Linked DNA regions of Homo sapiens: region 2 is linked to region 1. Evidence: read pairs that join two places in POLR2A ChIA-PET (ENCODE). Cell type or tissue: OCI-LY7. All regions are shown on one strand. Links, peaks and the distances in the headings refer to the core of each region. The heading gives the core; the rest is flanking DNA. Region 1 has its middle 7.3 kb from the start of ATAD3A. Region 2 overlaps GNB1 (G protein subunit beta 1).

What was found. ChIA-PET counts read pairs that join two places held together with the same protein. Peaks named below come from ENCODE experiments on the same cell type or tissue, not always from the same donor. Only the 100,000 strongest peaks of a DNase experiment are listed, where the experiment ranks them.
Region 2: POLR2A ChIA-PET joins it to region 1 with 9 read pairs; 2 of 35 experiments call an interaction of 5 or more read pairs at or near these places.

The regions. Positions count from the first base shown.
Region 1 is chr1:1,502,660-1,507,049 of GRCh38, reverse strand. It overlaps a transcript of ATAD3B not described here. Among named protein-coding and RNA genes, the nearest start is that of ATAD3A, 7.3 kb to the left of the region's middle. In OCI-LY7, for the core only: CTCF peaks have their summits at 1,379 (motif pointing right), 1,581 and 1,961; DNase peaks (open chromatin) are centred at 1,312 and 1,969; H3K27ac peaks cover 1,662 bases.
Region 2 is chr1:1,862,734-1,867,123 of GRCh38, reverse strand. All of the region lies in intron 1 of GNB1 (G protein subunit beta 1), which reads left to right. Among named protein-coding and RNA genes, the nearest start is that of GNB1, 26 kb to the left of the region's middle. RefSeq lists a silencer at 379-556 and enhancers at 3,617-3,676, 3,697-3,746, 3,807-3,856. In OCI-LY7, for the core only: no CTCF peak of the experiment used is centred there; DNase peaks (open chromatin) are centred at 2,263 and 2,563; H3K4me3 peaks cover 922 bases; H3K27ac peaks cover 3,546 bases.

The DNA of each region.
Region 1 (4,390 bases), core at 119-4,118:
TTTGGGAGGCTGAAGCGGGCAGATCACGAAGTCAGGGGATCGAGACCATCCTGGCTAATATAGTGAAACCTCATCTCTACTAAAAATACAAAAAATTAGCTGGGCATGGTGGCAGGCGCCTGTATTCCCAGCTACTCAGGAGGCTGAGGCAGGAGAATGGCGTGAACCCAAGAGGCGGAGCTTGCAGTGAGCCGAGATTGTGCCACTGCACTCCAGCCTGGGTGACGGAGCGAGACTCCATATCAAAAAAAAAAAAAAAAAAGAAAAAAGAAAATCCTAGAATCCATATTGGAAAAAACAACCCCGTGACATCAGCAAAGTTACAGGAAACAAAATCAACAGCAGAAACAGCTGCAATTCTACATACTAACAATGAATAATCTGAAAGGGAAATTATGAAACCATTTCCATTTACAATAGCATCTGAAAGAATAAAATACTTGGAAATTCACTTAACCAAGAAGGTGAAAGACTTGTACAATGAAAACTGGCCGGGCGCCGTGGCCCACGCCGGTAATCCCAGCACTTTGGGAGCCAAGGCAGACAGATCACCTGACGTCATGAGTTTGGGACCATCCTGGCCGACGACTGCACTCCAGCCTGGGTGACAGAGTGAGACTCCATCTCAAGAAAAAAAAAAAAAGAAAACCAGACAACATTGCTAAGAGACGTCAAGGCAATATAGAGACTGGATGCAATCCCTGTAAAACCCGAATTATTTTTTACAAAAATAGAAAAAGCATTAATACGTTGATATGGAACCTCTAGGGATCTTGAATTGCCAAAGGGAAAAAAAAAACTTATTTTATTTTTTTGCGAGGGAGTCTCACTCTGTCACCCAGGCTGCAAGACAGTGACACGATCTCAGATCACTGCAACCTCCACCTCCTGGGTTCAAGTGATTCTCCTGCCTCTCAGCCTCCCAGGTAGGTAGGATTACAGGCACACACCACCATGCCTGGCTGATTTTTGTATTTTTAGTAGAGACAGCGTTTCACCATTTAGGCCAGGCTGGTGTCGAACTCCTGACCTCAGGTGCTCCACCCACCTTGGCATCCCAAAGTGCTGGGATTACAGCCATGAGCCACTGTGTGTGGGTGGCAAGCCAACCAGGTGCTGAGGCAAGAGACCGAGGGCACGAGCTGTTCCAGTGTAATAAAATATATAAAATAGGAATAGTTATACCAGATATAGATCTTAGATATGATTATATATGAATATCATTCATCATTAGTTTGTAGCAATTGCTCTTTATTCCAATATTATAATAATCCTCGCTCTATAATCATAATCTAGGAAAAACCAGGCCATACCGAGATAGGAGCTGAAGGGACATAGTGAGAAGCGACCGGAAGACAAGAGTGCGAGCCTTCCGTTACGCCCGGACAGGGCCACCAGAGGGCTCCTTGGTCTAGCAGTAACGCCAGCGCCTGGGAAGGCACCCGTGACCTAAGCAGACCGTGGTCTAGCGGTAGCGTCAGTGTCAAGGGAAAACACCCGCTACTTAGCAGACTGGGAAGGGGAGTCTCCCTTTCCCCGGGGGAGTTTAGAGAAGACTCTACTCCTCCACCTCTTGTGGAGGGTCAGGCCCGCCCACAGTTATCCGAAGGCCTAACCGTCTCCCTGTGATGCTGTGCTTCAGCGGTCACACTCCTAGTCCGCCTTCACGTTCCATCCTGTACACCTGGCTTTGCCTTTTAGATAACAGTAGCAAAATTAGTGAAAGTACTAAAAGTCTCTGATAAGCAGAAATAATGGCGTAAGCTGTCTCTCTCTCTCCCTCCCTCCCTCTCTCTGCCTCGGCTGCCAGGCAGGGAAGGGCCCCCGTCCAGTGGACACGTGACCCACGTGACCTTACCTATCACTGGAGATGGCTCACACTCCTTATCCTGCCCCTTTGTCTTGTATCCAATAAATAACAGCGCAGCCTGGCACTCGGGGCCACTACCGGTCTCCACGTCTAGGTGGCAGTGGTTCCCCGGGCCCAGCTGTCTTTTATCTCTGTCTTGTGTCTTTATTTCTACACTCTCTTGTCTCTGCACACAAAGAGAAAACCCACCGAACCTGTGGAGCTGGATCCTACAACTGTGCCTGGCGCGCACACACACACACACACACACAAACTGTTGAAGGACAAAGTTGGCACTGGGCGCGGTGGCTTACCACCACCACTGTGAGCAGTGCAGGATGAGCATCCTTGTAAGGGACACCAGAGTGAGAGCTCAGTCACTCTCTCCGCCACATGAGGACCCAGCAAAGAACACTCCACAGGGAGGGACTGAGCTGGCACCCTGACCTTGGGCCTGTAGTCTTCAGAGCTGTGGGCACACACGCCCCAGTGGTTATGGCAGGCCCAGCAGTCGACCACACTCCTGTTCTCTCTTTTTTTTTTTGTTTTTGAGACAGAGTTTCCCTCTTGTTGCTGAGGCTTCAGTGCAATGACGTGGTCTCGGCTCACCGCAACCTCCGCCTCCCAGGTTCAAGTGATTCTCCTGCCTCAGCCTCCTGAGTAGCTGGGATTACAGGCGCCCGCCACCACGCCCGGCTAATTTTGTATTTTTAGTAGAGATGGGGTTTCTCCATGTTGGGTCAGGCTGGTCTCGAACTCCCAACCTCAGATGATTCGCCCACCTCGGCCTCCCAAAGAGCTGAGATTACAGGTGTGAGCCACCGCACCTGGCCTTGCCAATTAAATTTTTAAGCTACAATGCCCACAACAGGCAACATGTGAACCCCGCCTGTGAACTCAGGACTGAAAGTGAGGGACCAGGCACTGTGGCTCACGCCTGTAATCTCAACATTTTGGGAGGCCGAGGCAGGTAGATCCCTTGAGGTCAGGAGTTCAAGACCAGCCTGGCCAACATGGTGAACCCGTCTCTACTAAAAATCCAAAAATTAGCCGGGTGTGGTGGTCGGTGCCTGTAATCCCAGCTACTTGGGAGGCTGAGGCAGGAGAATCACTTGAACCTGGAAGGCAGAGATTGCAGTGAGCCGAGAACGCACCACGACACTCAAGCCCGGGCAACAGAGCAAGATTCCGTTTCAAAATAAATACATAAAATAATTAAAATGCAATGCAATGCAATGCAATGCAAAAAAAATTCTGCTGAGTGAAAAGAAATGAGGTGAGAATGTCAAGAAGATCCCCATCCTCCGGACAACCAGACGCCCTCACCAACACTGGCCCTCCCTCTCGGGAGGCTCTGCGGCACTGTCTCTCACCTCCCCTTGTTTCCTTCTGTGAAATGAGGCGCCCAAGCTCGGCCCTGCACCCCACTGCTGCCCATGTACATGCCACCAGCCCTACCCACCGGCAGTAGCCCTACCAATCTCCATGCCCGAACCCCATGTGCGCCCCGGCCTCCCCACCCACACCGGCCCCACTCACTTTGAGCTTGGACTGTTGCTCCAACTGCAGCGTCTGCTCCTGCATCTGTGCCACATTCAGGGCGTCCTTTGATGTGGCCTGCAGGCACAGGGGCACAGAGGGCGGGTGTTAGGATACACGGATGCCGCTGGGCAGGCACCACACCAGCCAAGGGGCTTTCTGGAATCCACGGCCACGCCTCGACCTCAAAGCCCCCAGCCCTGCCTCCCCATCCTCCTTCCTAGTCAGACCTGGCGTGACGATGCCCCATCCCCAGCACACGGCCTGATGCATTTGTGAGGTTTTATGCCCTCCAGGGATGGTCTTGGAGAGCCACATCAGGAAGGCCATCCCACGTGGACGGGAGGAGGCTCTTGCCCAATTCAACACAAAGTCAGGCGATGGGTAAAGTGTCCATTTTATCATGATACATATGCTTTTACTTTTTTTTTTTTTTTTGAGACGGAATCTCGCTCTGTCGCCCAGGCTGGAGTGCAGTGGCGCTATCTCGGCTCATTGCAAGCTCCACCTCTCGGGTTCGTGCCATTTCTCCTGCCTCAGCCTCTGGAGTAGCTGGGACTACAGGTGCCCGCCACCACGCCCAGCTACTTTTTGTATTTTTAGTAGAGACAGGGTTTCACCCTGTTAGCCAGGATGGTCTCGATCTCCTGACCTCGTGATTCACCTGCCTCGGCCTCCCAAAGTGCTGGGATTACAGGCATGAGCCACTGTGCCCGGCCTGATGTGGCTTATACATTTATATATATATATATTAGACTGAATGAAGTCTTATTAATAGCAAAGGATAATGAAAATCCCAAACTCGCAAGGTTTTCAACAAAAGTAAAGTTTGCTATAAGTTATCAGTGTAGGCCGGGTGCGGTGGCTCATGCCTGTAATCCCAGCACTTTGGGAGGCCGAGGCGGGTGGATCGCCTGAGCTCAGGAGTTCGCGACCAGCCTTGGCAACATGGTGAAACCCGGTCTCTACTAAAATACAAAAAATTAGCCGGGCATGTCGGCC
Region 2 (4,390 bases), core at 64-4,063, 360 kb before region 1:
GGCTAATTTTTGTATTTTTAATAGAGATGGGGTTTCGCCATGTTGGCCAGGCTGGTCTCGAACTCCTGACCTCAGGCGACCTGCCCACCTCAGCCTCCCAAAGTGCTGGGATTATAGGCGTGAGCCACTGCACCCGGCCTAGAATTGAGGTTTTTTTGTTTGTTTGTTTTGAGATGGAGTCTCCCTGTGTGCCCCAGGTTGGAGTGCAGTGGCGCGATCTCAGCTCACTGCAAGCTCCGCCTCCCGGGTTGACGCCATTCTCCTGCCTCAGCCTCCTGAGTACCTGGGACTACAGGCGCCTGCCAACACACCCAGCTAATTTTTTGTATTTTTAGTAGAAACGGGGTTTCACCGTGTTAGCCAAGATGGTCTCGATCTCCTGACCTCGTGATCTGCCCATTTCGGCCTCCCAAAGTGCTGGGATTACAGGCGTGAGCCACCGCGCCCGGCCACATTGAGATTTTTTTTTAGCGATTTTTTTTTTTTTTAAGCTCATCAGCTATTACTAGTTAGTGTATTTTATGTGTGGCCCAAGACAGAATTCTCCAATGTGGCCCAGGGAAGCCAAAAGATTGGACACCCCTGGATGAATCTAAATGTCCATCAATAGATTGGTTAAATTAAGGCAGACTTGGAATGGCATACTGTGCAGTTGTTAAAAAGATTTAAGGTGGCCTTCCTTTATTGGCATGAAGAGATGACCACAATACAGTAAATGGTTGGGCATTTTGAATATGTATAGTTTGGGGAATATGGTATCATTTGATTGACTTGTGAAAAATTATGCACATATGTATCAAAGTCTGGAAGACATCCCTGTGAAACGTGGTATCTCATGGGGTGAATGGAGGAAAGGAACATACTGTTTTAAGATACTGTTTTCTGGCTGGGCGCAGTGGCGCACGCCTGTAATCTCAGCACTTTGAGAGACCAAGGCGGGTGGATCACCTGAGGTCAGGAGTTTGAGACCAGCCTGACCAAGATGGTGAAACCCTGTCTGTCTACTAAATAGAAAAAATTAGCTGGCCGTGGTGGTGCATGCCTGTAATCCCAGCTACTTGGGAGGCTGAGGCAGGAGAATCAGTTGAACCTCGGAGGCGGAAGTTGCAGTGAGCCAACGTTGCGCCATTGTACTCCAGCCTGGGCAACAAGAGTGAAACTCAAAAAAAAAAAAAATAAATAAATACTGTTTTCAAGGCCAGGCGTGGTCTCAAAAAACAACAACCAAAAAACAAAACTGTTTTCTCTTTATTTTTTGGAAAATTCGCCAAAGTCAGTGACAGAAAAAAGGAGTTATTTTTCATTTTGGAAGAAATGTGAAAGTGGATTATTTACATTTAAAAGTTTTAAAAGCTTTCTCAAGTTAGCATGACTGAAATGAGCACATTACAGGAATTTGTTTAAATCTGCCTTTTTAGGTACTGTAGTCTCCTGTTTCATAGACCTTGTAGTCATGTTTCTTGCTGTATCCTGTCACTGGATATTTTTGGATGCTGGTATTGTGAACATAACATAACTGTAATCCGGTAGTTCTTTTTGAGATGGAGTCTCACTCTGTTGCCCAGGTTGGAGTGCGGTGGCACAATCTTGGCTCACTGCGACCTCTGCTTCCCGGGTTCAAGCGATTCTCCTGCCTCAGCCTCCTGAGTAGCTGGGACTACAGGTGCCCGCCACCACACCTGGCCAATGTTTTGTATTTTTAGTAGAGATGGGGTTTCACCGTGTTAGCCAGGATGGTCTCGATCTCCTGACCTTGTGATCCGCCCTCCTCGGCCTCTCAGAGTGCTGGGATTACAGGCATGAGCCACAATGTGTTGCCTGTTTTTTTTTTTTGGTTTTTTTTTGTTTTTTTTTTGTTTTTTGAGATGGAGTCTCACTCTGTCACCCAGGCTGGAGTTCTGTGGCGTGATCTCTGCTCACTGCCACCTCTGCCTCCCGGGTTCATGCCATTCTCCTGCCTCAGCCTCCCGAGTTGCTGGGACTTCAGGTGCCCGCCACCACGCCTGGCTAATTTTTTGTATTTTTAGTAGAGATGAGGTTTCACCATGTTAGCCAGGATGGTCTCGATCTCCTGACCTTGTGATCTGCCCGCCTCAGCCTCCCAAAGTGCTGGGATTACAGGCATGAGCCACCACGCCTGGCCTGGCCTGGTAGTTTTTATAACAGATGTTAGATAGCAATACTCTTCATAACTCTGTACAAGGCAATCAGGCAAAACCAAAGGCCAAGTAAAATGTAATTGGTTAAGCTAATTGTAGCTGATGAAACCTTTACGTTTTGTGAAAGAGGAGATGTGCATCAGCAGCTGTAAGTGAGCACTCTAAGATGCAGTGAGTAAAAGGTGTTGGGAGATGAGCAACTAAAATATAACCTCTTAGTTATAAATTGCAGAACGAAGAATTTTACTCAGAGTACAAACTAGTGGAAAAAGTCTTTCGTATACTGGGTTTTTCAGAGTTCTTAGGCAAGATTATATAGTTTGATTTAAAGACCCAAAAATGTACTTCCTGGGGTGCAGGAATGTCAGGTTTCTGTTAGGTGGAACATGCTCCTCATGGCACAGAATTGGCTACATGAAGTTAACCTACAGGCCAGGTGGTAATCGGCAGGATGGGTCGGCCGGAGGGAATAACTTGTGATGATAGTGGGAGAAACCAGTATCATTGCGGCCGTTTTAACTACCTACTGTGTACTAGGCCCTATGCTATGAGCCAGAAGTTGCCACGCTACAGCCATCTCTTTCTGTGGCCCAGAAGCTAAGAATAGTTTTTTCGTGGGGTTTTCTTCTTTTTTTTTTTTTTTTTTTTTTGAGAGAGTCTTGCTCTTGTCACCCAGGCTGGAGTGCAGTGGCACGATCTTGGCACACTGCAACCTCCGCCTCCCAAGCAACTCTCTGCCTCAGCCTCCTGAATAGCTGGGATTACAGGTGCCTGCCACCACGCCTGGCTAATTTTTTTGTATATTTAGTAGAGACAGGGTTTCATCATCTTGGCCAGGCTGATCTTGAACTCCTGACCTCGTGATCCACCTGCCTCAGCCTCCCAAAGTGCTGGGATTACAGGTGTGAGCCACCACTCCTGGCAAATTTTTTAAATTTTGTTTTTTTGTTTTGTAGAGACAGGGTCCAACTATGTTGCCCAAACTGGATCCACCCGCCTTGGCCTTCCAAAATTTTAGGATTACAGGCGTGAGCCAGTGTGCCTGGCCCAGACCCTCTTGTTTTCAGTCACTGTGCAACACCACCTCCCACAGAAACATTGTTCTGTCCTATTCTTTAAAAAAATGTTATCAATTATGTGCTGCCATATACTACACTGAGAGTGGGGATTCAGTGCTTAAGCATAGGTAGGTTTTCTGAATTTTTCCAACTTAAATCTCCTTTGAAATCTTACTGTGTGTGATATCTGAAATTTGGGTGTTTGCTCACTAAAAGAACCTTGGAAGGAGAAGATCTCAAAATGAGCTATTTGTGGATGAAGAGTGAGTCCTGTGGGTTTTTGTTTTTTGTGTTCTTTTATAGTTAACAGAGTAGCAGCATGTAGAAGGTGGTGGAGCCTGAACACTAGGTTTAGCCATAGAAAGGCAGTTAGGTCTCCTAAGTAGACGTTTCAGTAAAGGGCTTTGTTGACGCTTTGCAATGTCTGGGGTGTGTTTGCCCCACTCCCAAACCCCTCCAGTGGCAGCAGCCACAGTGGGCAAGGGACGGCAGTGCTTTTCTGAATTGGTCAGGTTTCTGTGGGAGATGAGGCTCTAAAATCAGTCAAATTATCTCACATATTACTCAGGTTGGCTATAAATTGCATAACTTACATGATTGGGTGTTGTCACATACTTTCTTTTCTTTGTTTCTCTGTGGCCCTCACTGCTTCCATTTCTAGCCAGCACCACCTCACAACTTGCCCATCTGAGCCTCTGTTACTCATTTGTTTGGTTGGAAAACCTCTACAGCCCATTTGTAGACTGATGGCTGAAGAGGGGCAGTGACCAAGGATTGTGTTCATCTGATGAACAGACGCCAGTGATGCTGTTCAGCACCCTGCACCACCCGGGATGACCCCAGTGTCCACAGTGCTGAGGGTCAGACACATTCAGCCTGGGTCTAGCACTGTGCTCTTAGGTAGAGGGATGTGGCCTGGCGTGGGGCTGAATGAGGTTTGGTTTTCCCTCTTGTGTGTGTATGGCAGTTATTTGTGTGGACTTCAGCACCACTGCAGTTCAAATTCAGCCACCTTGCCTCCTCCGTGGTGTTTTCTAAGAGTCTCCAAGGTGTGATGCCTACGTGTAATACCTTACCGGGGAGCCCTCCTCAGCTTCCTTACCTTTCTGCTGGGTGTATTTGTTCTGCTTCTGTACAAATAAAGTACTGGCCAGGTGTAGTGGATTGTGCCTG